Regions from separate parts of the Mus musculus genome. Here regions 1, 2, 3 and 4 are each linked to region 5. The links are chromatin loops, found by intact Hi-C in ENCODE. Cell type or tissue: gastrocnemius. All regions are shown on one strand. Links, peaks and the distances in the headings refer to the core of each region. The heading gives the core; the rest is flanking DNA. Region 1 overlaps 2610027F03Rik (a long non-coding RNA gene). Region 2 holds the start of 2610027F03Rik (a long non-coding RNA gene). Region 3 overlaps 2610027F03Rik (a long non-coding RNA gene). Region 4 has its middle 33 kb from the start of Gm46155. Region 5 has its middle 8.3 kb from the start of En1.

The links. A loop is a pair of places that touch in the nucleus more often than their neighbours do. Peaks named below come from ENCODE experiments on the same cell type or tissue, not always from the same donor. Only the 100,000 strongest peaks of a DNase experiment are listed, where the experiment ranks them.
Region 1: it touches region 5 in a loop (2.7-fold over the local background); 5 of 42 quality-filtered maps call a loop at or near these places.
Region 2: a loop joins it to region 5, with 4 times the contacts of the local background. A loop is called at or near these places in 4 of 42 quality-filtered maps.
Region 3: a loop joins it to region 5, with 2.5 times the contacts of the local background. A loop is called at or near these places in 5 of 42 quality-filtered maps.
Region 4: a loop joins it to region 5, with 8 times the contacts of the local background. A loop is called at or near these places in 39 of 42 quality-filtered maps.

The regions. Positions count from the first base shown.
Region 1 is chr1:120,759,980-120,766,386 of GRCm38, forward strand. It overlaps 2610027F03Rik (a long non-coding RNA gene), which reads left to right. Exons shown (of 3, transcript XR_001779385.1): 3 at 3,383-3,588. Among named protein-coding and RNA genes, the nearest start is that of Gm29345, 43 kb to the right of the region's middle. In gastrocnemius, for the core only: no CTCF peak of the experiment used is centred there; no DNase peak of the experiment used is centred there; H3K27ac peaks cover 1,538 bases.
Region 2 is chr1:120,682,049-120,688,455 of GRCm38, forward strand. 2610027F03Rik (a long non-coding RNA gene) reads left to right here and starts at 3,367. Exons shown (of 3, transcript XR_001779385.1): 1 at 3,367-6,407. In gastrocnemius, for the core only: a CTCF peak has its summit at 4,013; a DNase peak (open chromatin) is centred at 3,950.
Region 3 is chr1:120,746,280-120,752,686 of GRCm38, forward strand. All of the region lies in intron 2 of 2610027F03Rik (a long non-coding RNA gene), which reads left to right. Among named protein-coding and RNA genes, the nearest start is that of Gm29345, 57 kb to the right of the region's middle. In gastrocnemius, for the core only: no CTCF peak of the experiment used is centred there; a DNase peak (open chromatin) is centred at 2,925.
Region 4 is chr1:121,177,557-121,183,963 of GRCm38, forward strand. No RefSeq gene overlaps it. Among named protein-coding and RNA genes, the nearest start is that of Gm46155, 33 kb to the left of the region's middle. In gastrocnemius, for the core only: a CTCF peak has its summit at 2,960 (motif pointing left); DNase peaks (open chromatin) are centred at 2,304 and 2,947; H3K4me3 peaks cover 2,081 bases; H3K27ac peaks cover 1,191 bases.
Region 5 is chr1:120,590,984-120,597,390 of GRCm38, forward strand. No RefSeq gene overlaps it. Among named protein-coding and RNA genes, the nearest start is that of En1, 8.3 kb to the right of the region's middle. In gastrocnemius, for the core only: CTCF peaks have their summits at 3,730 and 5,601; a DNase peak (open chromatin) is centred at 3,744; H3K4me3 peaks cover 440 bases; H3K27ac peaks cover 302 bases.

The DNA.
Region 1 (6,407 bases), core at 643-5,642, 170 kb after region 5:
ATGCATTATTATTATTATTTTTTTTTTAGCCAAGAGCTCACAGAAGCAAGAAATAAATCACCATGCCTCCAAATGAGGCGGTGACTGGGAGTGAGCCGGGTGTTTGATGAGGTCTCTGAGGGCTCATGGTTTCCTTCCAGCTCCGTAGCACACAGCTAAGTCACACCATCTCTCCTGACCCCACTTTCACTGATGTTCCAATTAAAAGCTCCTTAAAAGAGTAATTATTTTCTTTTCAGTTGTTTATGTTTGTGTATATGCGCATGTGTACGGAGGCCAGAGGGGGAGTTGGAATTACAGGAATTACAGGGTGAGCCATCCTCCGCGTGGATGCTAGGAACTGAACTCAGGTCCTCTGCCAGAGCAGCAAGTGCTCTTAACTGCTGAGCCCTCTCTCAGCTCCTCCAACATCATGTTAGCAACCCCTGCTTTGCTCCCCCCCCTCAATAGCATCAGAATCAGGAGAAGTCATGCAAGATGGAGGTCCTATATTCTATGATTATGAAATTTGATCCCCTCCCTTACCTAATTATATACTAATTAATCTAATTTTCACCTCTAGGGGAAACAAGCATTTCTTTCCTTTAGAATTCTTTTCTCCCCAAGACAGGGTCACATGTGTCCCAGGCTGGCCTTGAACTCAGTGCATAGCTGAAGATGGTCTTGAACCCCTGTTCCCCCTGCTTCTTTTCTTGAAGACTAAGATGACAGGCATGCACTTCTACACCCAGTTTTGCATGGTGATAGGAACCAGAGCTTCATGCATGCAAGGCAGGCGTTCTGCCGACTGAGCTACATCCGTGGTCCATTTCCTTAGGACTTCAGTCATTTTCTTTGAGTTCAACTGGATTTTACCTGTGTCATTTGTGCAGATCCCCCCAGTTTCCTCCTTTCTATTTTATTTTAGCTCTATGAAGATTTACTATTTTTCCCCCTCTAAGGAGGTAAGCCTTCATCTCCAGATTCACCTTAGAAGGCTCAGAGAGAACTGAGACAACACCCCCTGGGTTCATACGCTTTTAGGGTTGGCCCCAGTTATAAAGTGTAATTATGGTGCCTTCTTGCCTGATGCTAGAGACAAGTCTGAGGAGGCCTCTCGGACATTCCTGTGCATTCCGTGGGCCTGTAACTAATTGCAGTGCTGGTGATGAGCAAGTCCTTCAGAAGGCCTCTGCTGCTGAGGCCTTGCTTTCTGTAATGCCTACATACCCCGTGAATTTAATTACCACCGTCTTGGTGCCTGACAATGTGCTTCACTTATAAACCTTATATTTATGTTTGGATAGGACTGGAGGCTGTGTGTGTTGTAACCACTACACCCCAGACATGCACGAAAACAGCCTTTTGAACTCACACTGAGTATGTGGTTTAATGACCCGTAGCATGTGATATTCTTTTCTTGGTTGGGAAACTATTTTTCAAGTTCTGTTCTCTCGAAACCCCTTTTTTCTCCCTTCCTGCCTCCCTCTAAATTTTTGTAATGCTGTGTTTCCTCTGGAAAGATTAGGTAAGAGGGAACACGTGTGTGAAGTCCTGGCTGACTCCCCTGTGCTGCAGGCTGGTGAGACAGAGGCCAAAGGCCAAATGACTTCAGCACCTGACGAGGGTGTGGATCTCATTATAGCTGCAGGGTCTGGGGATCGAATGGGTGGCTGAAAAAAGTCAGCGGACTTGCTTGATGCCTGGTCAACAGTTTGTGCAAAAGCAGGTCTTCGGCGTGGCCAGTCAGTCATTCCAAACTAATTTTGTTTCAGCAGAAAGCCCCTCCGCCTGCCCCCGTCCACAGCCCTTTTCCCTCACATAGTGATTTGTGGACTTTGGAGGAGATTATCTTCTTCAATCTTTCTTTTATAATAAGTAGGCTATTATTACTCATCTCACTGCAGCGAGAAGTATATGACAGAAGGGCCTTAGGGAAGAAAGGGGTTATTTGGGTTCATAGTTTGAAGGTGCAGCCCTCCATGGTGAGGAAGGCGTGGTGATACAAGCACGTATCCGCTGAAGTCAGGATGCAGAGAGACATGGGTACTGGGGAGCAACTCACTTTTTCTCCCTCTTATTAAATCCACGCTCCCAGCCCATAGGACCGTGCTACCCACACCATCTTCCCGAGGTCTTCCCACTTCAGTCACCTTAGAAACTCCCTCACAAACACGGCCAGGGCTTGTCTCCTCTGTGATTCTAGATCTACCAAGTTGATAATCAGCATTAACCATCCCAGATGGTCCTTGGAGAGTTTCCCTAGGTCTCAGAATTGGCCAGAGCACTTTGGTTTGTGTGCACTCTCATGAGTTGGTGCACATGGATGCAAGACACATGTCTTCATGTCCTCTGATCTAAGCACTTGGTTCATGTTTTGTGAGATACTGCTTGGTCCTCAAGATCTAGTCGTGGCCTTTAAAGAATGCACTGAAGACTGGGGAGTTGAAGCTCACAAGGATTAACACGTGTGTAGCCGTGGTCAGCTTACTCTGCGGTGGAGTGGTAGAGCAGCACCATAGGGTATGAATGAAGCTGAGGAAGGATGTCAGTGGACAACCAAAGGGAAGTGTAGATGTAGCCTCTAGGAGTGCCTGGCCTCCAAGGTACAAAGCTCAGAGCAACAGAACAGGAATGAGAGTGAGCCACTGGGCAACCATGGAGGCAGAGAGTGCATTTGGCCCCACAGGGCAGGAACACAATGTTCCTGTGAAAGTCTAAGGTGGCTGCTTCTTGGCCCAGGGGATGGAGATGTGCCAAAGGTTTTAAATTAGGCAAGGGGGAGGATACAATGAAGATAACTTGTTTTGGGCAATGGCATCATCAGAGACATGGCATCAGCTTGGACTTTTGGACAGACTCTCAGCATAGGCGACACAGAATATTCTGGGGGGGGATATCTCACTCTATGAGTGCTCTGTTCGTGTGAGATCTGCAGCAAGAGCTTTGAGAATGCCTGAAGTCATTGCTTCTTGTCATCTTGAGAGGTTTGTTCTGATGGTTTGTTGTAGTAGGAGAGTCAAGGGCAGTTAGGATTCTCCCTATTTAGAAAGGTAAGTCAGAGGCAAGGAAAGAGAGACAGCTACCCCTGAGGCCAGGAGCTATCAAGTGAGTGGCATGAGCCGGCTGGCTGCCTCTAACCTGACCTCACTCATCCCAGGACTGACTTGCATGTTCCAAGTTGTGAAGTTCTTGGCTGCACTTTATAGGTCCAGGAAGGTCTGCCTAACTGCCTGCCAGCTTGTGTGAGGGAGGGTTCAGTGTGAGCATGGCATAAAGAGCATGAAGGGGGAGGGGAGGAGGACACATGTTCTTCTAAGGTGTCACCTGCTTCTGCCTTGCCATTTGGAGCCTCCTTTGGATTGTCTGTTCACTTTTGGCTTTGTTTTGTCTTCCATTTAAGGAGGAGAAATGCAGCCGGCTTGAGGAGGGTCCTGTTGAGCTGATTACCATGAGCCGCCCTAAACCAGAACTGATCAAGCTCTGCTGGCAGCGTCTTTAGAACTTGGGTGGCCCCATTCAAAGCTGAAAAAAAAATCAACAAAAGGGCAAGGGTGGGGAGATTTCATGCACATCCTTGAATAAAGGAGTGATGGTTTTCAAACTCTATTTCTGATACATTTTCTAAATTTTGATGACATCTCTGGCTTAAGCCCTGAAAATTTGTGACATTCTCTGATCAAGCATTTTCTTTGGAGATTGGCTTGATTATGGGCTTGGGTCCTGAGTGATTTTTTTTTTTTAAACATAAGAAATCAGCTCATCTAGTACTCAATAAAATCCCCCTTTCCAAAGGAATGGCCCTGTGCTGGAAGATGTTATGGCTTGGAGCAAGAGAATAGGGCACTGTACTTAGGGAATCTCCACATTCAGGAGACAGAAGATAATTCAGAACTTACTTATTTTAGCACAGCTATTTATTTTCCCATAGGACCTATGATCTCCCCTGCCATGGGATTTCGACTGGTCTCACAGGATTCCTTCCTGCAGAGTGGGCCTTAAATCCAGTCAGAGAGCAGTTAGTGAGCTTCATAGTCACCCTGTCACTAGTGCACTAGGCATGCGTTGCCTGGCAGGGTGTGTCATGGTCGGTGACCACCTGGTCTAAAGAGTAACAATGTGGACATGTGGATAGGAAGGAGATTTACTGAGTTCTTGCCATGGTACAGACCCTGATGTTCATTCTGATTTTTCTGGCACTTTATGGCTTTTTTCTGGAAAGCTATAGGAATCCAGTAACGGCAGAGGCACAACCTTAGGCATAACTCTTCCTGGCTGCCACAAAGAGGATGGGATTGAACCCAAGGAGGAAGCAGAACAATTGTGGACAACAGAAGTCTCCTCAATTTGGCAGGGGCCACGGGAAAACAATAGCTTTTCTGAGAGCGGCTCTCCTAACATTTGCTTCCTGTGTTCCCAGCATCCAGTGCTCATGAGATGACCACGCTCGTCCTCTATCTGTAGCCCAGCTCACAATGCAACCTAAGTATGTTCAGAGATATAAACTAGGCTATAGCTGTACTGACTTGAACACAGCCAATCTTGTCACAGATGTAACCCAAACTTCAGTCTTCAAAGATGTTTACCATACCATGAGTTTTATTTGTAAAATTACAGAAAATATTTATATGTCAAAATGGGAAAGTCTTTTGGTTTGGATGGAATGTTAGAATTTGGAAAATCATGTCTAAGTGACTGGTGATGGAGTAAATTCTACTAACATAATAAGTACATAAGCAACACACACTAATGTGTCTGGTTCTGCTTCTGTTCCCTCATGGATATACACCCAGAGCAAAGGAAGAGGGGACTATGGAGCGGCCGGTCAAGAGGTCCTTAAGTTTGACTTAGGAACATTGCCATCCATTCCTTCTACAGTATCCTTTCAGTTTTATACTGAGGAGAGGTAGAAGTTTTCAAATCAGAAGATTAAAAAATTATAGCAGAAGAGGGCACAGACACCACAAGAAGATGGGTCCCACGTCAAAGAGTTCAGTGCTGCTAGCCTCTATTGCCCACAGCTTCTTCATCAGTAAAATGCATGCAGTGTAATGTATCTTGGCTAGTGATAGCCTGTACTGTATGTCAAACATAATACATGACATGAAGGTGCTTTGTAGCTTCAGGAGCACATGAAGATATATTGTGTTATTATTACACCCCTTTCCCTCACTGTGCGTGTAAATGGCTACTTAGTTTCCTGGGTGAACCTCAGTAGGTGGAAGCCTAGTGGGGAAAACAGGGTGGAGGGGGCTGTTCATCAACTTCACACCCCTGTGACAAAATTCCCCAGAAAGTCAACAGAAGGAATGATGCCTTTAAAAGTCTTAGTTTTAGCCCACGTTAGGATGACTGTTAATTTTGGGCTTCTGATGAGGAGTGTTTTTAATCTCATGGCACACAGGAAGCAAAGAAAGAAGAGGTGCTGGGCCTAAGGAAAGAGAGTAAATAAACTCCATGCATAGGTATTAAGATTTGAGTTTGATCCCTTAGCCCACATGAAGAAGCTGGACATGGCAGCATGCACTTGCAATCCCAGTGCTGGGGAAGTGGAGACAGGGCTGGTACTCACTGGCCAGCCAACCCACTCTACTTGGTGAGTTCCAGTCCTGAGAGAGGCTCCGTGTCTAAAAACAAGGTGGGTGGATCCTGGAAAAGAACAGCTGAGGTTGTCCTCTGGGTTCTGTATGCATAGGCACATATATACATGTGTACCACACACAAATTAACATGTATGTACCTGGATATATATATATATACACAGGGAGAGAGAAGGAGGAAGAGGAGGAAGTAAGGTCCTCATGCTCCCTTCAATGACAAACTCTTCCCCAATGATATCACTTCTCTCTAGTCCTCAACTCTGAAAGGCATATTCCTTTGGGGTGGGTATTTAGACGTAAACCATAGCAAGTTACTTATCTTGGCTTAAATGGGGACAGTCAGGTCTGGACATATATAATTTCATTATGTGTAAGAGAGAAAGGAAAGGGGTTCTTGGGATTTTAGGCTATTAGGCAATGAAAGTGGGCAACAAGGGATAAGTGTGTGTGTGTGTGTGTATGTGTGTGTGTGTGTGTGTGTGTGTTTTAGGAATGCTTGCGTGTGTGTGTGTGCAGGCACATGTAAATGTAAAGGCAAGAGGTTGACCTTGGATGTTATTCTTCAGGAGCAATCCACCTTATTAGTTTAGATGACATCTTTCACTGGGACCTGAGGCTTGCCTAGTAGACTAGAGTGGCTGGCTAGTGATTCTCCTGACTACACCTCCATAGCATAGAGATAACAAGTGCATACTACCACACTTAACTCTTTATGTAGGTTCTGGACGCTTAGCAGAGTATACTTATATGCCAAGGACTTCACTATCTGACCCATCTCCTCTTCCCAATGGGGCCTTTTGCCATCATTGTTAACAAAACATTTACCAT
Region 2 (6,407 bases), core at 981-5,980, 91 kb after region 5:
GGAAACTAAACTAAACTAAGCATCTGGAGAAGCTTCCATATGGATATCAGGAACTGCTTACCTCAGGGCAAGCAGATCTGCTAAGATTGTTTCATTATAACTGGGAACTCCATTAACATCAGGGAAAAGGGAAGTCAGTTTCCACCATGTGAACTGGTGCGTGGTGCAGGAGTGAGCAAATTTTGCTGAGTTGGGACCTCACAGGCAAGCTTCTGTTGTTTGGTACCTTCTGTTCTTGCTGATTTGTGAGACAGGCCAGTTGAAGCCATCCTAACGCCAGCTTTATGAATATCTCTCTGATGGACCCACAAGTCTCTCCCGCAATGGCCTTATAAGGATGAACTCTGAATAGGATGTCCTGGGGTGAGAATCAATCCATAGTGAGGATGACTTTCCCCCTCCTAGGTCTCAACCTTTCATAGCGAGACGGGCAACCAGGACAGTAGGAAATGGAAACAAGCTATGTTTAGCCGAATCTTACATACCATAATCTCTTTACCATGGTCAAGCAAGGCAGGAATGCTCAGACTGATCGTTCTGGCTCAAATCCATTCCAGAGTGGAGTGATTTACGACTTAACACCATTCTTGATTTTTCCCTGAGAGTGAAGTTACATGACCCAAGCATAACATTAGTCTGCACCAGGCTGGGTGAGAATGGCCTTCTAAAGGGTGGTCTCAGTCTCAGACTCCCTCCAAAGTCCCAGCAAGCAGCCAGGAGCACTGCTGTTGTAAGAAGCTGACAGTCTGGTGAGTTATGAGATCAGAGGGAGTCTGGCCCAGGAGCCTCTGCTGTGTCTTCACCCATGAATCTTGACTTAACCCAAGCACAGGAGACACAGTCGATTCTACCTCTCTTCCTGCTCCGGTCTTGACCTACAGACTCCTCTGCCCTGTGCTTGATCTAAAAAGATAGTAAAGTTTTAGGAGGTTGGGACAGGTCATTTCAGCTCAGGCAGAGGAACAAAACCAAGGTAAAGCTGGGAGATTTGAATGATTAAAATCAATGAATATAGGGCTCGGGAGATGGTTCACTTAATACAGTGCTTGCTCCCACTAGCAGTTCAGATTCCCCAGCAAGCACACAAAGAAATCCAGGCATCATGTCCCTGCAAAGACTGGAGCTGGGGAGGCAGAGACAGGAAGATGCTGGTCCTTGTTAGCCAGCTATTGTGTCTGGATGGTTGAGCTTCAGCTTCAGTGAGAAACCCTGCCTCCATCCCAATAGGTGGAGGAGAAAGATAAAAGAAGACACCGGCATAGGCCTCTGGTCTCTATAGACACATACACTCATGCACACACATATAAACAAAATAAATGGATATAAAAAACCGAGTCCCTCAAAATAGTCCAAATTCCTCAAAACCCATCCAGCAAGACTTGTAAACAGGTGACTGAGACGCTGAAATTGCTTCAAGACAGATGCCTTTTTAAACAGTGTCCAGGACTCCCTTTTGGGGCTCCTCGTTGCACAGTTCCTCAAGCAGGAGGCACTTCATCTTCAGACATCTGCAGTTGTCAGAGAGGTGGTGTGGAGGCCCAGATGTGGAGTCTTGTGCATTAAAGCTCACAGGCAGATCCTGACCACCGTCTCAGAGGAAACAGTTGGCAGGCAGGTGGGGGGGGGGGGGAGGGGAGGAAGCTACGCTTCTGCAGACGCACCACGACCAGCCTCTGCCCCTGCTCTGCGGGCTAAACACTGACTACAAACTGTAATTTCAGTTCTCTGTTTTTCTTGCTGTGTAGTGCAGGCTGAGCTTGAACTCCCAGAGATCTGACTGCCTCTGTCTTCCGAGTGCCGGGATTAAAAGAGAGTTACTTTACCCCCACACGTGGCTTATTTTCTCAGCTTTTAGGAGTGACTAAGAGCTGGGGAAATGGCTCAGTCAGTAAGGTGCTTGCTGTGCAAGGGTGAGGACCTAAGTTCATTCCTCAGGACCTACCTGAAAAATAAACAAGCAAGCAAACGAGCAGCAAGGAGTGACGCAGCAGGCTCGTGATTCAGAGTTTGAAGAGATAGAGAAAGGTGGATTCCCTGGGGAATGGCCACCAGTGTAGCAAAAATGAGAAGTTCCAAGACAGTGAGAAATCACATCTCAGAAAGGAAGATGGATAGGTTCAGAGAAAGGACATCTGCAGTTGACCTTTAGCCTTCAAGTTTACATGCGCACCCACACACACATATACACACACACAAAACACACACACACACACACACACACACACACACACACACACACACACAGAGTGCGATTAACAGGGTCTTCTTCTCCTGTTTCCTTCAGGGGTAAAATTTCTTTTATCTCATCAAAATATAGCCCTGACATGGGCATGCTTGGTTAAATTTGTAATGTTGCCCGAAATGTCTCTCCACTTACTTGGCAAATTTGATGGGAAGGATGCTGGGACACATGACAGGGAGACACTGACAGCTCTCTGCTAATATGAACGGGACCAGTTTAGCACCTCTTTTCTTTCCCATGGTAGGCAAAGCCTCATGCTTAACTCAGACCCAAGTGGATTGCCCCACACAGCCGGAACCCTGAGGCGCCAGCCTGCCATTAAGAAGCAGAGTGTAGGTATGCAGTTCAGTGGTTGAGCAACGGTTTAGCATGCACTGGGTCCTGGATCAGATCTCCAATCCCCAAACCAAACCAACCAAACAAACCCATGAGTTCTAATGGCATCTTCATATTTCATTTCAGAGACAAAGGATTAGAAATGTTTAAAAACTGTAGCTCAGGGGACCTGGTGAGATAGTTCAGCAGCTAAGAAGACCCAAGTTCAGTTTCCAGCACCAATACTGGATGGCTTGCAACTGCCTGAAACACCAGCTCCAGTTGGCAGCTTCTTTGGGTCTCCGACGGCATCTACACTCACTTACATGCACATCTACATATTATTTAAAAATAAAACCTATTTTAAAAAACTAAGAATTATGGCTCAAGACAGATATGAACCTTTAATGCAGGTCCAGCCAGGAGTTTAGTGGAAGAAATCAAAGAAGAGAATTCACCAAGAATTCAGTTAGAAAGTCACACCATCTTCTTGTCAATTGTGATAATAAAATCAATACTGCTGAAGATAATGAGAATTTCGAGGGTTATTAATCAGTAAAAATATTTTCAATGGGTAAAGTCTTATCCACCTCAGGTACATGTTTTACCACTGGGAAGATGTGTGCATCTACATGAAGGTCAGATGGCAACTTTGGGTACTGATTCTTCAGGAACAGTCTACCGTTTTTGTATATATTTTTTAAGGCAGAGTATCTCACTGGCCTGGAGTTCATCAGGTAGACTAGGCTGGCTGGCTAGAAAGCCTCCCACGTCCCTCCCCCCCCCCCACCCCCAGGGATCCACCTGCCTTCATCTCCCATGTGCTGAGATTTCAAGCGTCTAGGACCATGTCCAGTCTTTATACACAAGTTCTGTGGGTAGAACTCAAGTCTTCATGTTTGCTTGACAAGAACTGTATTGATTATGTCAGCTCCTCAACCCTTTAATCAGTTTTATTAAGTATTTGTTTTACCATCCCCACTAGGGGATGGTAAAATTGTCTGAGGGGCCTTTGAGTTCTATGAACAGTTTTTTGATCAACAGCTGCTTGTAGCAAAAATCTTTCAGAGTTAGTGTAAAATCTCTGTCCTCACTGTTGGCTTAGTTCATCCATAATGACGCTCTGGCCATTAAAAACATCATTTAAATTAATTTCCTGGCCAATAGAATGGGAGTCCCTGGAATTTGAGCTATGTATGTTGCCTGGACCACGTTAGGGCTGAGGCAACTGGACCAGGCATGGCCTAGGGTACAAAGAGGTGGTGATTAATTTAGGGGTCAAGTGTTTAAACATCTGTCGCCTGTAGACTGCTTGCTTCAGTTCAGACACCTCTGCTTTGGAAGAAGGAGCCGGGAGGCCCCCTGCTGCCCTTATTTCCAGCCCAGTTGCCTGGTGCTCTGTCCCTCAGCTTCTCTGAGATACCAGCCCTAGGGAGACTGTGCACTGCAGTTTGTACCACCCTGTGGTGACTTTATGCTATGACATATGCTCCCTCCACTAGCCTTTCTATTATATGAGTGTCATCCCTCTCTACTGCTTGTTCCAAGGGCCATGATTTAGCTTCTTTCCTATCTCTAGACACTTTGGAGGGGCTCAGCCAATCCCGAGGTGGGTTTCCATGTCTTTAAGGACCCGAGAATCACCTGTGCCGGACTTTCACTGTCACCATGGTTTCTGCAAAGCTGATTAGTAAGGAATTAACCAGCACCAGACCAACCCAGAATGGGGGACTTCAGACGTGGCTCAGACGTAAGACCACTGGCTGTGTGAGAGTGAGGACCTGTGTTCCCATCCCCAGCATGTATGTAAAGAGCCGAGTGAGGCTGTGTAGGTGCCTGTAACCTTGGTTTTGTGCTGAATGGAGGTATGAGGATCACTGGGGCCGGCTGCCAGCTTAGCTCCTGGATCTGTGAGATATTCTGGTTCAGGGTCATAGAACAGGATCTGTAGTTGTCCCTTCTGGCCTCTGCATTCATATACCTGCATACACAGGAACTAGACATACATACTCCACATAGATAGAGCACATACACACTAATAAAATAAGCAAACTCCTCAAAACCCAGAGCACGCTCTAGCCTAAGCTCAGGGCAGCACCCCAAGTTCAACACCCACAAGAGGCTGGTGCTGAGAAAGGAAAGTGGATGGCCTCTGATGCCCACAGAAGTGTTTGCTTTTTCTCTCGCTCCACAGATCTCTCAAATGTTCTTTTTCCACACTGTACCCCCACCCCCAATTTTATACATAGCAGATGGTGTTCAAACAAGTCAAGGAGCAGAAGCTGCAAAAGGCTTAAAAGAAAAAAAAAAGACAGTGAAACTCATATATTTCTTCAAACGATAAGATGAACTACAGATGTTTGAGGACTGGAGATGGTGCCGCCTGCGACTGCAGCCCCACTTAAAAGAAGAGTCCCTTATGTTTAACGTTGGACAAGCCCGGTAGCTGTCACGGCATGATTTACGGAGGTTGTTTGTGAGATTTTATGTTACTGGGGACCTGGCAATGAAAACCTCATTCCTTCTGCCCATAGGCATTATCTCCTGGAGTCCATGGTGGACTCGTGGGGGTGAACTTGGCGCTTTACAGCCAGTCTGTGGTCCTCTGGCTTCCTGCGTTCTGACCAATGCTTCCCTTCCACCCTGGATACTAGAACTGACCCCTCTGTGGGGATCTGGGTCCTTGGAAGCGTCCTGTTCCTACCTGATACCTGCAATCAGATTACTCTCAAATTAAGCTTGACAAAGTTGTTAAAGGCGAAACAGTTGTGTGGCAGAATCCAGCTGCATATAGGAAACAGCTGCCTTCAAGGCTTTCTCCCCTTCTTCTTTTTAAGGAAGGAAAGCATCTCCATAGAATGTTTAAAATGTGAACATAAAGGTTATCTTAGAAAGGCCAGCAGAGCCTGTGATCAGAGAGTGCCATGGCTCTAGTAAAAGCTTCTTTTGGGGTGACTTCTTAGTCATAAATATCTATTACCCACTGAAGCCAGGAACCCAAGACCTTCTCCAAATGTAGATTTCATTCCCTGCCTGTGCCTCTATCTATCTTCTACAGTACAGATTCAGGGCAGGAGACTCAGGTCATCTAGCTTGGTGACTAGCAACTTCTGGGCCCCAAGGCTGGTCTTAAGGATTCTGAAAACACTATACCTTTTGGACATCCATGCCTATCCCCAGATACAGCTGTACACTCAGATTTTTAGGCTTCTTAAATCATGTGCACAGAGCCCTTCCTGCAGGTGGCCATGGAATTGGTATGAGTCCAGGCAGAGGCAGCGGGAGGAGCCCCCAGCCTTCTCTGGTCTCTGGAGCTGAAATGTGTGCAGCCTTTGAAGTTACCACAACTCAGGTGCCAGCCTCTCGCAGCAGCCTAAGAGGAGGAAATCTTTGCTTTTTCTAGCAAGGGAGCCAATTCCTAGGGCGCTGGATGTTTCCACTAAGCAAATCCTCAGAAAGCTATTTTCTAGAGGGTGAGGGGTGGGGGAGGGGTGCTGGAGTGCAGCGTGAAGGCAAGTTAGGTAGGAGGCAGCATGCACAGGACACCAAGGACCACAGGAGGAAGCCAGGAAGATAGTAAGGAGCCTTCAAAGTCAATGCTGCTGGCCAGGCTGAGATAGCTCAGCGGATGAAAAGTGCTCAATGCTCAACCCCAAGGACTGGAATTCTATCTTAGAACCTGGAACCGGTGTTTGGCATCCATTATATAAGCCCAGCCTCATAGGGAGGGAAGGTATCAGAAATGTCATGGATATGCAGTGCAGAGGCAGAAATAAAGAGAGACCTGCCTCACTAACATGGCAGAAGGGAAGATGCTACTTCTGAAGAGTCATCCTTTAACCCTCCCCCC
Region 3 (6,407 bases), core at 482-5,481, 160 kb after region 5:
GAAAGAGGCACAGCGGGATTAAGGAGCATCCTGAAAGATAAATAGCTATGAAGCTCTAGATACCCAGTGATCTCCACATCAGTCTATTGACATAGTCTATGGAAGGAAGTAGTGCAATTCCTAGTTAAAAACAGCAACAACAACAACATAGTCATCTGGGGGTGTAGCTCAGTCCAGTATATATGAAGTTCTGGGTTTAATTTCTAGTACTGTATAAACTAGACACGCAGGAAGGAGAAACAGGAGATTCAGAAGTTCAAGGTCATTGCCCCACAAATAGCAAGTCTGAAGTTAGCCTGAGTGCCATGAGATTCTGTTTGGAATAAAATAAAACAAACAAGCATACATAATCATGAAGAAAGTGATACTGAAAGCCTCCTCCACTATCCCTGCCATTAGCTAAACTTCCTCTGGGTTTATCAGAGAGATGTCCCTGCAGAGAGCAAAGGACAATAGAGCAGCAAATGGCTATCTCTGAGGCTCGAGCCTGGCAGGTGGCTGAGGTTTCTCCGCTAAGCTGTATCTCTATGCCTGTCTCTTCTTGGTTTCTGTTTTGAATTCTGCCTTGCTTACATGGTGGTGTTGGGTGGCAGAATTTGCCCTAAAATTTTATCTGGAGACAGTGTGGCTTCATGTAACACATACTGTGAAGATATCCTGTGTCTGGGGCAGAGAGACAGCTCAGCAGGTACAAGCACTTGAGGGAGGGTGGCCACCTAGGACCCAGGTAAAGGTGGAAGGGGAGAAACAACTTCACACAGTTGTCCTCTGGCCTCCATATGCACGTTGTGCCATGCCTGTCACCATGTCATACACTCATATACAAATATAATAATAAATAAGACTTTAAAAATGTCCCGGTCCAAGTCCTGGTTCTTCCCCTGGTTTGATTATTTTGCAAACATTTATTCTTGGGCTTTGTGCTTCATTTTCACTTTAAGAATGGGGAGTTTTCAGGGTTTATGTGACAGTCACATGGTTCAGTGTGGGTCAGGCATTGTGTGCTTGGTGTACACTGGCTGGCTGTTTTCTTTCTTCCTTAGCTTCTTCCTCCCATTCTTCCTTCTCTTTTAAACAGGAGGCCTCAGAGGCTACATAGCAGCCATCTGTGACTGTATCAAATCCCTGGTCTAATCAAGAAACGAAGAGGAAAGGGTTACCTTGGCTCACAGTGTGTGAGGGTTCAGTCCACAGTGGAAGACTCCATCGCCCTGGGAAATGTGCTGAGGGAACAAATGAACTGTCATAGGAAGGGGCAGAGGGGAACTGCTGAGCTCAATACAGAGAAAGGGGATTGAGTGGGGGGAAAAGAGATGGAGGAGAGGGGAAAGGAGAGTTGAAAAGGGAGAGAGGAATAAAGGAGAGAGAGAGTAGGGATAGGAGAGGGAGAGCAAAGGGAAAGTAAAGAACAAAGGCAGATAGACACACAGACACATAGATATGTATGTGGATAAACTGCAGATAGACAATCCCCAACTGCAGGGAACCTTCCTCCTAGGCCCCACATCTTAGAGTCTTCATCACCCCCTAGTAGCAACATGGATCTGGACTGTCCCCCAAAGATCCACATATTAAAAGCTTGGGCTCCAGCTTGGCACTACTGGGGAGTTTGGAAACCTACAGTGGTGTTTTTGATGTCGGGACAGTTGTCATCTGTAAAGTTCAGGACTAAGTCCCAAACAATCGAGTCAAAAGCTCAATGTGTTTTGAGTGAGTTCTTGATTTGTGGGTGGGTCAAATTCATAGCTGTCTTTGGCCACATGTGGACCACAGGCATAGGGTTGGACACATCCATTAGGTAGGCCCAGTGGAGGTTTCCTGGCCCCTGGAGGCTGTGCTCTTAAACGTTAGTAGAATCATGTCCTCTTTCTCTTCTGCTATTTTATGTTCTGGCCATGAGATAAAGTGTTTTCTTTGTCATATACTCCAACCCTATGTGTTGCTTGATAACAAGCCCCAAAGCAATGGACTCAAATGAACATGGACAGGCATTTCTGAAAACCTATGCTCAAATAAACCTCTTCTTCTAAAAAGAATTTATTTTTAGTCCATTTTAAAATTATGCATCTACGTTTGGTCGTGTATGTGGCTCTGTGTATGTGACTACGGGTGCCTGTGAAGGCCAGAAGCATCAAACTCCCCTGAGGTTACAGGCGGTCTTGCCATCTGATGTAAGTGCATGATAGCAGTGTGCACTCTTATCCACTGGGCCATTCGAGCCCCAACCCTTTTCTTTTCATAAGTTGATCACCTCAGGTGCTTTGTTACAGTAATGGGAAGCTGACTAACATAGTGACTGATGAAGGTATAAGTGAATGGAGAAAGATAACCTGCCTGTCCAACATGTAGATCAGTACTGTGAGTCAGAGTTCAAGAAGAATACTGCAGAGACATTTCAACTCTGACCCACGATGACTGGGGCTGGCGCTGTGGGGCCAGAGGAAACATTTTGGGGGGGGGGAATTTTAGCTTTCATGCTGGTACCATGTCTGGTCTTGATGGATGCAGGAGAGGGTCCTGTGAGGCTGCTCATCAGAATGTCTATGTGTGACCTCAGTCTCATTCCCTCTTCCCTTCCCTTAGCCCTAGGCCACCCCAACTGGGATGGAGCAGTGGGGGTTCAGCCTTCTAGAGCACAGCTTGGGAATGTAGGTGGCAGGGACTATACAGACAGACAGACAAACACAGAGAGACAGATAAACACAGATAGTGAGAGAGCAAGAGGGAGAGAGTCAGGGGTAGGGGTGGGGCAGAGGGAGAAATCCTAAACATATGTACTGAATACATAGGGAATGCGGCTCTGAGAGGTGACGTCCAGGGCTCCTCTGTTCCAGATAAGCCTCTTGACCTCATAGCAGGCATCTGTGCTCTAAGACCATGCCAGTACATGGGATGAGGTGCTCCCCATCAAGCCCTCTGGCGCCAGGCCTAGAGGATGTCCCAAATTGCCCTGCAGCTGCCTCTCTGAAACATTTCCGACACTCATCAGTCCTAACAAGGTCTCTGCACCAACTCGCCCTCCCCAGCGCACTGTTTCTCATTGCCAAGTGTAATTAATGTGAGACATTGACTTAGGGCACAGCTAACAAGCACATATTAATTCTGAAAAGTCAGGTTCTCTCGCTGGAAAGGAGTTGCTGACAATCACCTACCACAGGAGTTTAAAAGTGCAGGAAAGGGAGGAGGTAATTATGGGCTGGCATGGCCTTGCTGGTCTGTGTGCTTCTGCCCCCTGGAAACACCCAGACAGTGACTGATGCTTCCCCACCTCCAGGAGGGGTGCTGAGAGAGTCTCGCTGGTATTATCTCCTCAGTGCCCAGTATTCTCCCTCCCTGAGAGTATCTTGTTTTTAACCAGGCTATGTGTGCTGCAGTCTTCCTTTGGAATCTGGATCTTGAATGGTGCTCTACCAGAATGCTTCTCCCATTGGGTGTTTATGGGTCCACTCCTCAGATGCTTCCAGGGACCCAGGTGACACATAGCAACAAGGAAAGTAACTAACTCAAAAGGGAAGTGAGACTGTCTTCAAAGTGAGGATCTCCTTAGCTATTATAGAGGACTGGTTGTTGTTGTTACTCAAATTACCTATTTCCCTACTTTTTTCAGCTTCCTGCTCCTAACTTGACCAATCCTGCTTTACCTGAACACCCTGAATGAATCACTGAAAAGCTTCATTGACAGCTCTTATGGCGACTCCTTAGCTTCCGTCTACTAAGCCTTCCTGTCCATCGGTAGAATCACCATTGAAGCTGGGTTTAAAGGCTCAGGAGGTATCTCAGTTATTAGTGCCTGCTTTGCAATCACAAAGACCTGAGCTTGAGTCCCAGGAGCCTTGTAAAAAGCCAGACTTGCTGTTACATGCTTGTAGTCCCAGCTAGAGCTGGATGGGAGGCAGAGGCAAGCAGATTCCCAGAGCTCCCTGGCTAGGTAGTCTAACCTACTTGGTGAAGTTCTAGGCCATTGAGACACCCCCCCCCCCACACACACACACGTCAAGCACCTGAAGATCACACCCAAGGTTGTCTTCTGACCTTCACACACAAGTGCACATATCTACACATGCACACAAACAATCACCCCCCCCACACACACACACCAAGTTGGATTCAAGTTCAAGACACAATTCCCAGTCCCCTCAAGCGGGAAGTTGAACACATTCTACCCACACTGATCCCGCCAAGTTACTGACAACAGGACCCTGAGATCTCAGCCAAAGCTGGACCTCTGTCAGAACTGTTCTGGGGTCCTGTAGCCCCTGGGATGTTGGCTGAATGTATCAGAGTCTAAGGCAAGGATGGTGTCCTGACTTCTCTTTTTACCCTTACATCAGTTCTGAGGACATGTGGGATAGAAATAGGACCAATAATTCTTTTAACTCCCTTGCTTTAATAGCTATCAGATGGGAACTTCGGTTACTTTATTAAATGAATCTGGATGTCACCCTGATAACTACTGTGCCATATGGTGGAAACTGGATTCGGCTTCTGTTGGATGACTGTTTCCTCTCTGTCTCTGACCCAGTTTAGATGGGGCATTCTCAGGCAAGGTAACGCTCCAAGTTCCCCTCAAATCTGCCAGCAACTAATTTGATATAGAAAGCATCTTGAGTCTTAATTTGGAATTTGGAGAATGGGTCAGATCAAGCCTTTGAGAAACTAAATTTTACCAAGTATTTTGAAAACTAAGGAGACATGGAGCTGGAATCAGCATATCAAGTCAGTGGGTCAAGAGGCTCTCCTTGGCAAGTGTTGGAAACACCAGTCTGTTGATCTTATCTTTCTTCTCTTGGGATAATTTAAATCTCACCTTTTGGCCGAGGAAAGGGCAGAATCACTATGCACTTGAGCCTATCCCATATATGAGGTCACTTGAAAGCTTTCTATCAGGAGCCTTTCTTCCAGTGTGTATGGCAGAACACACCTGCAATTCCAGCACTTGGGAAGCTGAGGCTGGAAGACCTCAAATTCAGTCTTGGCAACTTAGTGAGACTGTCTATAAATAAGATTATAGCAACAACAACAACAACAACAACAACAACAACAAAAACAAGAATCCAGGTAAAGAAGCCAGGTGTTAGCACAGTCCCTTAATCCCAGCACTTGGGAGGCAGAAGCAGGCAGGTAGATCTCTGCGTTCAAGGCCAGCTTGGTCTACAGAGTGAGTTCCAAAACAGCCAAGGTTACACAGAGAAACCCTGTCTTGAAAAACAAAACCCAACCAAACAAAAATTTTAAGAGAGAGCTGGGGGTGTAGTTCAGTCATTTGTAATTGCATGGCATTTGTGAGGTGGGGAGTTTAATCCCTAGCACCATATCAAGCAAACAAATAATCAGGCAACCCTTGTGTAAATGAGGTCCGAGTTTGAGATACTAGACATGGAATGTCAACACACACACACACACACACACACACACACACACACACACAGAGAGAGAGAGAGAGAGAGAGAGAGAGAGAGAGAGAGAGAGAGAGAGAGAGAGAGAATGAGCCTGGCATGGTGATAGGCTCTTAGAATCTCAGCTCTAAGATGGGAGGATTCCTGGGGCTATATGGCTTACCAGACTACCCTGCTTGACAAGTTCATAGCCAATGAGAAACTTTGTCTCATAAAAACCCCATAATAATAAAAAGAAAGGAAGAAAAGAAAAAAGAAAGAAAAAAGAAAGAAAAAAGAAAGAAAGGAAGGAAGAAAGAAAGAAAGAAAGAAAGAAAGAAAGAAAGAAAGAAAGAAAGAAAGAAAGGAGAGAGAGAGAGGGAGGGAGGGAGGGAGGGAGGGAGGGAGGAAGGAAGGAAGGAAGGAAGGAAGGAAGGAGGGAAGGAAGGAAGGAAGGAAGGAAGGAAGGAAGGAAGAAAAAGTTAGTGGGAGGTACTTGAGTTACAGAAGAGATTTTCCTCTAGCTTCCACATTATGAGCACACACGTGCATACATGTGCGTGGACATGTACCTGGGTAAGTAAGAACATGCACTGATAATTTCATTGGTGTGTGTGTGTGTTCCTCTGAGTAGGTAGGTAGATGTGCACATGTGTAGAGGACCAGAGCGTAACCTCAGATTAAGGCAAAGTCTACCTCCTTTTCTGAGATAGGCTGGCTGGCTCGGCCATTGAATCCCAAGAGATCTGCTGGAGTTCACCTTTCCACAAGTAGATGCCATCCTGACTGGCTTTTTCTTTTTTTTTTAAACATGCATGTGATACTTAATGTTATCAACTTGACAAGATTAGGATACAAGTCTCTGGGCATACCTGAGGTATTACTTAACCTCTCAGCATGCCTGTGAGGGACTATGTTAATTAGGTTAATAGATGTGCTGAAAGGTCCACACTGTGGTTATAACATGATCAGCTGTCTGAAGCTCTGCTACCCTTCCTCTTGACTTCTCTGCCTTGGACTGTGTCCTTGAAC
Region 4 (6,407 bases), core at 706-5,705, 590 kb after region 5:
GGGTGTTTCTAATTGCAAGGGATACATTTTTTTAAAAAGTCTGTCTACCATCAAGTTCATTTAGCTAAAGCGATGTGGTGGGGACTTGAAGCAATGAAGGGGGTGCCTAAGGCGTTGCCCTGCGGGTGACTACCACACAGGGCCCTGTTGGTGTAAGGTTTGGGAAACCGGGAACCTTGGGGGGGGGGTGCGGTGGCCTAGCCTGAAAGTCCCACCATCTGGTGCCACAGTACAACTCGCCAGTCATAAATAACAGCCTGTCTTTTCACGTTTTCTCTGTGTCCTCCCCCCTCAGAGTCCCTCTAAAGGGGCTGCAAAATGGAAGATGGAGTTGGGGTTCAATTTCCCCTGCCGTCTGCGCGGGAAGGAGAAGGCGCGTCCAGGGGCGGGCACCAGGGGAGGGGACCACGAAGCCTGAAGAGTGGCAACGACAAAGGCCGCGGAGTTCTAGGGCCCTGCTTTTCTCCGCGAGCCACCCAGCCCCAGCCGGAGCCTTGGATTGCAAAAGAAAACCCGAATGAGCTCTGCCGAGGTGGCATTTTCGTCTCTTTCTGTCCCTTTCCCTAAAGCCGGCAGCCCTGCGGGGACGCGTCTCGTGTTAGAACTGCGCGGTACGCGGGCAAGGGGTGCTGCCGGGCGTCCCTGGAACCTGGAGCTCGAGGATCCTGGCTCCCAGTCTGTGGACACAATTGCCTCTTTTAGGTTTGCAAGGCTCCCGGGCTCTGCGCGCACACTCACTGCTGCCAAAACATTTCTCAAAGGTCCCCAAATAAAATCAAACCCGAGTAGTGGCCGAGGCCCGGGATTGCCCAGATAATGCACAGGGGAACAGAAGTGAAATCTGTTCTTTGGGGAGTCATGGGCAATAAAAGCAAAGCCGAGTTTAAAAAAAAATATTTTTTTCCCTTTTCTTTTGGAGGAATCGAAGGAGGAAAAAAGACCAAAAAAAAAAATGTTAAAGACGAAAGTTTAGAAAGAAAGAAAGAAAGAAAGAAAGAAAGAAAGAAAGAAAGAAAGAAAGAAAGAAAGATAATGAAATAGGAAATGAAGACCCACCCTGCAGCATAGCTGCAAAGTAAGAAAGTAACAACGTTTAACTTTGACGTGTGTCCCACTTAAAATAAAACTCTTTTATCTCCCTGAGAGCCGAGATCCCCAAACCTTGTTTGGACTCGGACAGAGAGAAAGAGGTGGTAAATAGGCGAATTTTGTTTCCCTACGGGTGCTGTGAGCACGATCTATCCAGGATCGTCAGACAAAGCCGGTGCCATGAAGCGGGTAACTTTTCCAGGTGAGACTAGAAACTCGGTTTAAACTCCAGGGCACTCCATGAAACCGGCCAAGAAAAAGTTGCTGAAGAAAACCCACCCATCCTTCCAGCAAAGCCCCCCCCCCTTCCATTCCCACCCCGGATTCCTCTCTCAAATGAATTACAATCCACTCTCTTCCGTGCCAAGTCCATCGGCTTCATAACCAAGCCCCCAAGATTTTAAGAAATAAACTTGAGGTTCGGAATTGAGAGGAACTGGAGTGTGGTTCTTTCAGCCAGACTTCAGTGTTCTTGGTTCTCTTCCCACCAGGCGTGATGAAGCAAAATATTTTAACTACAACTTACAAGCTTGTTTTTTATTTCATTTTCCCCTCTTTCTATACATTTTCTTTCCTTAGGAGAAACAGATCAAGGAAGACTAATTACAAGGCATGGCGAGAAGTCAAATGAAAAAGGATCCCATCAACGCAGAAAGTAAATTAATTTTTTAGAAGATAGGTTTTAGTTTGTAAGAAGAATACATTGTATTTAGTAACATTTGTTAAGATTTAGTTCAATCTTCAGGTTGGAATATGAGGGCTAAGCCTGAGGTCACTTTCTTAGTTGGAATTTCCTTAGAAATTCTAATTTGAAAACATCCTTGGGATCTTTGGTTTGCTTTATTTATAAGAAGCTTTGGGAGTATTTTTTAAAAGATATTATCATTTTGTTTTTGTTTTTTTTTTAAACAGACCTTTTAGCTTTAAACCACGGCTTTCAACTAGAATGTAAAAAATGCTTTTTGTTTGGTTGGTTTTGGGTGTTTGAGTTTTGTTTTTTACTGTGCTTTAGTTAGTCGGACCTTTAATTAAATTTTTTTAATTAAAAAAAAAAAAAAACCCTTTCTTCTTGATGACTATCCAGTCCCTAAAATATTCGAGAATGTTGGGGAAAATGTCCACTAACACAGGCATCTGACCAGCTACTTCAGGCAGAGCTTGATTCAGGGGCTACCCTCACCGGACCAAGGAAGCAGATTTTGTTATTCTGGTTGGCATTAACGGTGGTGGCTTGGGGGGTTGGGGTGGGGTCTCTCCTTTTGTGTCTATGAGCTCACTGTCACATCCCTCGCTCTCTCTATTAACATTTAATTTTCTTTTGGAAAATACAGAAGAAAGCTCCACAGCGTCTGGTCCTAGATGTTCTAAAGACGTCCAAATACCTAAATATCATGAGTATTTTCAAAATAAAACGCAATGTGTGCCTTACAACTTCTTTATTTTTTGATGTTTATTAGAACCGTCAACATTAGCCATTTCTGAATATGGTGGTTCTTGAACACACGAAGCGGCTGCTTAAGTTTCTTACACAAAATCCTGGAAATTGTCCTCCACAAATCTTTATCCAGCGCTTCTTCGGCTCTTTGACTCTCATCAGAAGAGGCGCGCTATAAAAACGTGGACGATTGCAACCTGAGAATGATTTATTTTTTACAAAGACGAACCTTTTCGGGCCATTCGTTTATTTTTAAATAGAGAACGGGCTTGGGTGGGTTTTTTTCTTTCTTTCTTTTTTTGGGGTGTGTGTGTGGGGGGGGGGAGGTTGTTTTCTTTCTCTCTGTTTTACTAGGCTCACAGGGCCAGGCGCAAGAAAAGAAAGCCTCGCTGCTGCTGCTTCTTTGCAGTTTCAACGGTGAATTCGCGCCACCTTCTGGTAGCTTGGAGGACAAAAACACCCGACTGGTTCCATAAAAGAATTCTTTTATTCACAATTGTGTCCGGTTGGTATCTGTAGGCGGAGCGTCCCTCTGCTTCTCTGAAAACTCCTGGCAGATTCCCTACAGCCTGGTTTTTATAAAGATGCTTTAAACTAGGAAACCAGTTTTTTTTTCCTTTATCTTGTCTTTGAAAGAGCTCTCTGAAATGAAAGCTGCATCTTTACATGATAGTTTACTGAACCGTCTCTGCCTGGTATATGGTTGGACTTCAGTAAAGGATGCGTGTAGTAGACTCCGCTATCCCACATGCGCAGTCCTCCGGGGAATGCTTGCAAACAAAATGGAGCCTATAACTGTAGCAGCAGAGAAACAAACGCCTTTCCTTCTTGGGTTCATAAGACCCCCATTGCCCACAATTAATCACAATGACATGTTGTATTCAAGCTCTTTGGTGAAGTCGGCTAGGTTCACATACATCTGGTTTTTCATAGATTTCAATCCATTCTGCAATACGGACTTCATGATATTAAACTTGTTGGTACAGCTCTTGGGTCTCCAAAATTAGCAGTTCAAAAATTTTTAAAAAAAGTTATCAGTTCAAGCCACTTTGGTGGCTCAAGACTTTAACACAGGCATAGTGAGGTCAAGGCTAGCCTGGTCTACATAGTGAGACCCTGTCTTCAAAGGGCCAACAAAATGAAACAAGTTAGCAGTGTGAAAAGAGGCAATTCTTCTGGTGAGAATTACCACAAAGATGGAAGTTGATACTTAGACCCTCAAGCCAAGCTCATTTTAAAAATCGAATGGGTGGCACAGAGCATGTGGCTGGGTTGGCCCTCATCTAGTTTGCACTATGTTCTGGGCTCTGTCCTCAGCACTGCATGAACCGAAACTCCAGCACTGGGGAGGTGGAGGCAGGAGGGTCGCTCAAGGTCATTCCTGTGCATAGCTCAAGGTCATTCCTGTGCATAGCTCAAGGTCATTCCTGTGCATAGCTAATTCCAGGCCATCCAGGAACTACATGAGATAGAGTTTCAAGGGAGGGAAAAAATGTATTCAACCAAAACACATAGGCATATATAGCCTACGTCTTCCTTCCAGAAAGTTCTTTCATCCAAGGAATAAATGTACTCTGTACTGCCATTTAAAGACTCTGTGGAAACATGGGGATGGGAAGACTGTGCCACAAATAAAGTATTGAAAGCTACGCAAAGATAAAGACTCCATGATTCACCCTGAGATTCTACATTTTTAAAAATTTCAGTCACAGCAGCATGCTTGTGATCTCAAGGACCCGCACCCTAGCTGTCCTCTACCTCCCATATGCAGTCACACATACATGTACCTGCACACAATGTGCATGTTTGTCTGTGAACACACACACACACACACACAAAACACACTCTAAGAGGAGTGAAAAAACTAACACTTTGCTGCAGTCTTGACGGGGCTCCAAATGTTTTTGTCAGCAAAGCTGTGCACAGAAAGATGGGTGCTATAATTGGGCTATCTCAGTGCAATCATTTTCTCCATTAGTCATTCATTATTTACGAGAACCATCCAAGTCCCAGTGCATGCCAGACCTGTGAAGTTAAAATAGCCCTGCAGACAGCCATGGGTGGGCTACGCAGCACACGGCAGTATCTACGCCTGACTTAGCAGGGGCCTCTCCAGAAGAATCATGCTGAAGGCATCTGTCCAGACAGGGCAGGTGACTACTTGCATGACATGAAGACAACCCCAACAAGAGAGACCAATAATTATTTTGTCATCAGCGTAATCTCAAAAATCTTTACTGCCAATGCAAGAAGGTTTTGAAGAAAGCTTCGATGAAGACTACATACATAGTTTCTTGAAGCATATTCAAGACCAGGACGCAAAGGATGGAGAAGAACACTTAAAAAAAAAGACAAGGCTGGGCTGGGAAGGTGATTTAGTGAATAAAGGATTTGCTGCCTAAGTGTGAGGAACCTGAGGTCTGATTCCCCCACCCCAGACACCGTAGCATGTATCTGTAATCAGACCACTTGTATGGGGAGATAGGGCATGGAAACAGGAGGTTTCTCAGGAGCTCATAAGCCAGTTAGCCTAATGGATAGAGCAGTGAACAACAAGGGAGTTTGCCTCAGACCAGATGGAAGAGGATCCACATCAAATGTATCCTTCAGCCTACACACATGTGCTACTGTGCACAAACACCTACACTCCTACACATGAACATGCATATGTATAGGTGTATGTGTATGTAGACACACACATGCACAAAAAGTCAATGTTGGGTAGATTTCAGTCATCAAATTAAGTGTGTGTGTGTGTGTGTGTGTGTGTGTGTGTGTGTGTGTGTGTGTACTTGTGAACCAATATGCTGGGAGCAGAACACATAGGTTAGGAAGGAATTTAACAAAATAATTCTAATCACTTACAAGAACAATGTGTTGAAGGTAGCCAAAATATGTGTGGGGAAAGTAGTAAAACCTGACTTAATCATTTGTTTCATACAACAACATGTGTAATAGGGTCACATGACAATCAGACCGAAATAAAAACCAGACAAAGGACACGGAAAGAGTTTTGTGTATTTACAAAAATTCAGTAAGGTAAAGTCAAATTAATGGTAGAAATTGCCAAATTTTATGGAGAGTTTTTTTGCTTTGTTGTTTTGTGAGTACATTAATTATTTATTCCAGAGTAGCATGTACACAACACACATGTGGAAGTCTCAAAACAACTTTCAGGAGTCAATTCTCTCTTTTCTCGTGGGTTCCAGGAACTGAATTCAAACCGTCAGAGCCGGTGGCAAGCAACTTCACCCACTGAGATATCTCCGTGGACTCTGATGTCCAAAGTTAGTAGAGAGTGTATATTGTGCAACTGTCAAAAAGGATACTCATCTTAATGAAAAATAAATTTCATGTTGCTAAAGGTTTACAAATAAAGACTAAATGTAGAAAGACACCCAAAGGGCACAAACTGGCATCTCCTAGCAAAGAAAACATATACTTCAAGAAATACTGAAATGGACTTCAGGAGGGGTAAGGAGGCTGACTCTGTTGATAAAGTGCCAACTGTGAAACCGTGAGGACCTGAATTTGGATTCTCAGAACCCATGGGTGGTTTTTGTGTTTGTTTTGTTTTGTTTTTAAGCAAGGTGTAATAGCGTATAGTCTCAAATCTGGGGACACAGAGACTGTCAGATCCCTAAAGCTCACCAGCCAATCTAGCCAATCCAGGGAGATACAAGGTCTCAAACAGTAAGACTCAGAGTGGTTAAGGAACACACACAACACCAACCTTTGATCTCCACACATGTGTGCATACACACACACTCACACACACACACGTGTTCTACATGTGTGTGAACACAGATGAAGATGTGTACACATTCATATTCAACACACTAGCAGCACACCAACTAGAAGATATTGAGGTTCCGTTTCCTAT
Region 5 (6,407 bases), core at 633-5,632:
AGACATATTTGAGCTCAGCACGAGGCTCTCTGTGAATGTGCTTCTTAGAACATAATTACCACCATCAAGATTATTGTTTGAATTAGGCATTTACATGACACTTAATATTTCCAAAGCATTGTGCTCCCATTTAATTAGTTTTTCCTTGCGACATTCCTGTCGCACCCACACTTGATAGCTTGGGAGACTGACAGACTGAAGAGATAAAGAGTAAACCCCGATGGAGTGGGGGCACACCCTGTACAATCTCTAGCTTCTGGCCTCTCTGGTGACCCAGCCAAGAAGAGCCACCCCCCATCTGCATATCTCTCACCCCAGCCCCCAGCCGCCTGAGGTCAAGGCGGAGAGGGGAGGAGGGGGGCAGAGTCTCTTCCCAGGTAGATTTTTGGCACAAGGTCCAAATACCCTTCAGAAAAAGTTCAAGTTCATACCGCAGACACCCTCGGTCTCTTTCCAAACCTTTCTATTAAAGGTCCCTATAAAATTCTGAGGCTGTGATTCCCAAACCAAGGAGTCTCCCGGAGGAAGCTTTTAGCGTCTCACAAGCCTAATGGGCCTGTTAAATGATGGAGCAGGGCAGGTCAGCGCTGGGCTCATGAGACCTGAGACAGATTTCTCTGCCTTGAATCCAAGCAGGATGTTCAAAAGTCCTGAATCGGTCTCCTCCCCTACCCTACCCCCACCCCCTCAGCTCTAAAGCTTCCTCTCCCCCCACCCCGCACCCTCAGATCTAAAGCTTTCCCCCTTCCTCCCCACCCCCACCCCTTCAGCTCTAAAGCTCTTTCTCTCTCTCTCTCTCTCTCTCTCTCTCTCTCTCTCTCTCTCTCTCTCTCTCTCACACACACACACACACACACACACACACACACACACACACACACCCGCACCCTCAGTTCTAAAGCTTTTCTCCAATTCTCTGAAGGAGAAACTTTATGGAAAGACAGCCGAGACGCTACTCTGTGGGGCCCACCACCCAAGGACGGCAGCAGCCCTCTTCTGTCCAGCTCTCCACCATAGCTAGTAGCCTCCAGCCTTTTCTCTGCCCAGAAAGCCCTGAACCCTCTCGGGTAGCAGAATAGAGAAAGAAGCTCCACCCACACTGATTCTGGGTTGATCCAGGTCCTGGGAACAGATGGGGTGCCCTGAATTGTGTAACCTGGGTCTTCTGGTAAAGCTGTGCCTTGGTGTCATCCTTGCTTGCAGCCTGAGTGTCTTTTCATCCCTATCTCATGCCCACTCACCACCGGGAGGTCTCCAGGCATCAGGTATTCCATGCAAGATGCTGACAGACAAATGGACAGCTGCAGGAACAAGATTGTCCAGAAGGGTCTAGAAAGTCTAGATTCCTTTGTTGTTCAGAAACCCATTGGGAAAAATCTGGGTCCTGGCTGTAGTCCTGCAGTAGGGAACCCCACTGTGAGCTGGGGGGTCTACTCAGAGGGAGTATTTCTGGTCAACCCACTCGCAGCCCTCAGGACCTCTGATCTTGGAGGCCATTCGCAAGAAAAGAAGCAGACAGCAGTGTGAATGGGGAAGGGAGTAGGATCCGTGTTTGTGCCTGTGATGGATTGGGGAGGTCCCTGGCCCATTGTTCAGTCCTGTTCCTGGAGCCTACAATGGCAGCTGGACCTGTGAAAAGAGGAAGGACTAATGACTTGGAGAGATGAGTCAATGACCTTGGAACCAGGATCGTAAGTCCTATCACTGGCATGGGTCTGCAGAGCCACATGTCCCCATCTGCATGCCCTTAGGCCTGGTTATGTCTCTCAGTCAATTTCTGCCACTGTAGACAGTGGGTCTTGTACTGTTCTGAGGTATGTCAGGCCCAGAGCAAGCCCGGCCTTACTGGTTAGTCTTCCAAAAGGAGTGATAGTCAAACCGCCCCACCCGTATGCCTCTCCTGTCTCTCATCTCTAGGCCTCTCTGTCTCCACGTTCTTTCTATCTTTTCATCTCTCCTCTGAGCATGGGTAAAGAAAACCCTCCTGTCGCTCACAGAGGAAGGTGGGGCATGAGTGGCAGTCTCTGGGTTCTTGATGGTTCTCTGTGCCCAAGCTCGAACATCCTTCTTCCATCTGCTTCGTCTGGGTTCTGAGGACTGCAGGGAGTAAATACCAGCTGCTCTTGGGTCCCTTCAAGGCTCCTCTTAGTCACTGCTGATCCTAAAGTGCTAAGGCTGCCATCCGGGTGGTTTGTAGTGTCACAAGCCGGGTGTAGAGGACAAGGACCACCAAACATAGAGATACCACAAAAACTCAGCCAAAGAGTTCTCTGTTCCCTCAGGTCTCAGCTGGTGACCAGGTGGCCACTGTGGAGGACAAGTGACCAGACTTCTGGGACCCACACTGTATCTAAATGAGACCGGAAGTCACCATCCTCAAGCTATGTGATGCCCACAATCTAACCCCTATGGGAGCAGAGCAGGGGGTGGGGGGAGGATGGAGAGCAGGTGGCCTCAGAATGGAACTCTCAGGGTTGGGGAGAACCTGACAGGGTTCCTCTACACTGACAGTGACAGGGAAAGTCCCAGGTTTGTGAGGTTTTAAAGGAGCCTCCCTGTGAAGGTTTTGTGAGCAGGCTAGCCACCCCAGTCACCCTGTGCTTCAAATCTAGATCTGACCTTTAAACCAAAGCTACTAGGTCTGCCCAGGGAGATTCTGTCCGGTTAGTTGCTGCCCAGAGCTCCTGGAAGGGGCATCCCCGACTTCAGCCCCAGCCACACAGTGCTGGAGTCCCTGGGTCCCTGCTGGCGCGAGCTGGTGCCACTCTCAAACTTCCACAAGCTCAGCGCTGCGGTCATACTTGAGCCTCCTTCCCACATCCTATTTCTAAATTTTGATAAATCGGAAAGGGGAGAGAAAGCAGCTTGAGGCTTGATGCATCCTCCCTGGCTCTCTGCACTCTCTTTTCTTCTGCTCCCTGTCTGTCTAACAGGGATCTCATGACCTCAGAGGGTGGGGGCGGAGTAGGTCTTTGCTCTCTGTCTTGCCTTGGTCTCTGCCAGCCTTGCCCTTCTGACTGCCACCTGGGCGGTGTCTTCTCATTTAACCCCCACCCCCACCCCATAGCCATTGGGTGTCCATAACAAAAGTCCTCAGTGGACATCGTGCACAGTCAGCAAAGTCCTGTTGCATTAAAACTAATTAATCTAGGGGCTGGAAGATGGTTTGGTGGTTAGAGAGCTGAGTTTGGTTCCCAGCACCCAAGTTCAGCTATCACTTGTGGCTTCAGCCAGGGCATCTGACACTCTCTTCTGGCTACTGCAGACTCCACTCAGATGGAAGCTTGGGGTAACTGCGAAAGCTCTGACACAATTGGAATGGTTCTACATTAAATATATACAAGAGATTAGAGCAGAAAAACAGGAAAAAAAAAACTAGACACATGCTGGCTATATAATAATGTTTGAGGTGAGTGTTTGATTCAAAGTCAGGATTGGAAGCAGATCTATCCACTCCACTCCTCTGCGTTTGGAAAAAAAGGAAAGGGAGACTCAGAGACAACTGGTGTCACCTCCCAGGTCACACAGCACAGCTCAAACCAAGTGCAATCTATTGTCATTTAAGAATTTTTAGGGGACTCTTTCCCTCCAATTTTGCCTCTATTAGATGGGAAGATCCGACAGAAATCATTTTTTTTCCAGGGAATTTAGTCTTTCTCTTCTCAGATATCAAAAGCCACCTGACTCAAACTCAAACCCTGGCTCACAGCCGCGCCCGTGCAGTTCTCCAGATGTGTCGACAGGTGGCACATTTCTCACAGGAAAAAAAAAACCACACATGGCAGGGAATCCTCCTCCCCTCCCCTTCGCCTAAGGGATGCCCTCCCAAAAGCAGAGAAGGGGAGGGAATTCTCCCACTGATTACAGAAAGGTTGGAAAGCCTAGACCTTAGAAGCTGGGTTCTAGCTGTACAGTGTGGAGAGTTTTCACGGTCCACCTTAACAGAGGCCAACGAATATCTTTCCAGGAAGGCTAGGCTCACCCATGGGAGGTGTGAGCGTCCCTCAGCTAACAAACTCCCCTTCCCAGACCAGTAGCTATCTCCCTCATCTGCCAGCCCCAGCCTCCTTGGGTCCCCTTTTGTGTGGAGGAGGGGAGGAGAGGGAAAGTGCGTGCCTTTTCAATTGTGGAGATCATTGTCCTAGAGGTAGGTTGCTTAATCTGTCCATTGATTATCGACTTTGCCTATAATATTTGGCTTGGCTGCTTTGCTCGCTGAGAGATCACACTCTTGACTTCTTTGAATAATAATTTTGAGGTTTGGGACGGATGTCTTAGGTGGCCCAGGGAGGGGTGGTCTGGGAACTTCGTGGGGCCTGCCTTTTACTCCTCTACCCCCATCTTTCTCCTTTTTGACATCCCCCAACTCCTGGCTCACTAACTACCATTCAAGTCTGGAAAGTTCTAGTACCGCTGTAAAAGAAGGGACAGTCTTCAGAGGATTAAAGAATGCCTCCTCCCCTTGCCCGCATCATCACCAAGACTGGCCTAGCTTCCACTAGGCACACATGGGAGAAAGTGATAAACTTTGAGGAATGAATGGAGCATAGGGTCCTTACTGGAGACCACAGTTCCTTGTCCTCTCCTGGGACCTAGACCCAAAGACAGTCCAAGGCTCCTCCTGGCAGCTAACCAGTGCTTGGAGAGCCCTGGGGCCAGTGGCCTCCTTGGGGGAGGTGACTTATGTTCTCCCGTCTCTGAGTGTCTTTGAGCCTACCCAAATCTCCCAGGTCTCTTCTGCTCTTGACCTTGGAATACACTGCCTAGCCCTCCACACACACAATTCAAGTCCATCGTTGCTGAGTTGAGTTTCCGTTAAAACCCAAAAAGTCAGTGACTGTTTTAATCTGGATTTAAGCAGCCTCTTTGCAATTTTCAAAGACAGTCATAGGGGAGCTGGGGAGGAAAGAAAAGTCTAGGCCTCCAGCAGCTACTCTGGGTAAGGGGTCCAAGGTCCTTGCCTGTTCTTCCATGGGCTTCTAGGGCTCTCACTTACAGATAACCTCGACACCCTCCTCAAAGTGCACGCAAACGCGACACCCTCCTCAAACTGCACGCGAACGCGTAGAAGCGTACAAGTGGAGATCGTTCATTCCATTCGCACAGACACGCGCAAATCCTGCTTCTAGCCTATAAAGACATGGACCCATTGTCACTGCCCACAAGCATAAACCAAGCACAACTCCTCGAGGTATACACTTTCATACATGTGCATTCAAACTAAGTCCTTTATGATGAGAATCACACACAAACACACCCCAACACCCCCCAGTTCTGCTGGAGCAGGCCAAGCAGAAAGGTGGTCCAGAAAGGTCTCCACAGTGCAGTGACTCTGACCCAAGTGAAGGAATTGGGGCGTGGGGAGGAACCCGAGGAGACCTCTTTCTGACCATACCCCTCAAGTTCTTGAAGCTTTTCTTTCCTGACGTGCTCACCTCCCAAACAAAACTTTTCGGGTTTCCCAGCCAGTAACCCCTGCCGCACCGATCTCTAATGGACAGACATTGCGGTTTATCCAGCACCTTGCCCGGAAAGAGTTTCCCCACGCTGCAGCTCCGGAGGGTTTAAGGAGGCTGCGATTTCACCGCCGGCCTGTGGGGAGGGAAACGGGAAGGCGCTGGCCTGGAGCCTGGTGGCGTTGGGAGCGGGTTCTCGGATTTCTTCCTCCTTACCGGTCAGTGGGAGAAGAGCCAGAGACGGGAGACAGCCCACGTCCCTATGTGTGCTGAAGGAAGGAAGAGGAAGACAGACCCCCCACCTCGACAAGGAAAAAGAACACGGGCTTTGCAGTCTTCCTCACTCCCCCCCCCCCCCTTTCCCCTCTTTTTCTCGTTGATTTTTATTTATTTATTTAATTTTTGTCTCGGACTTTCGAGACGGGTCTAGACCTCTGCGGGAGCAGGAACCGATACGGGGGACTACGGCAAACCCGGAAGCTGCTCTGGCCCCTCCTCGCTCACTCCCACCCCGCATCCTCCTCCTGCTTGCAAACACTCTAAGCACCGAACCGAGCCGGATCCAGGCGGAGCAGTCACTCGGACAGGTGGGGACTGGAGTAGGTCAGTGGGTCCCCAAACCTTCTAAGGAGGGGAGAAAACTAAAGAGGGAGGAGGCCAAAATAAAGTGTCAGATGAAATGTCTAACTAAATTAATTCTAAATACCCCGCCTCCGCGCCACAGAGAGGAGTTGAGTCCAAATTGGAGTTTGGGTGCTAGGGTTTGGGAAGGGTTCTGTGTAAGAAGACAAACGGGAAGCCTGATTAAAGAGACATATATATTAGAGAAGTGTGCGGAGTCTCCTTGATTTTAGGTAGTACTGGCTTTAAAATCCTCCGGGCTGGCACCAGTCTCGCTGAATGGTTCAGCTCAAGAACCATTTGGGAGGGCTTGGGAGGGGGCAGGGATGA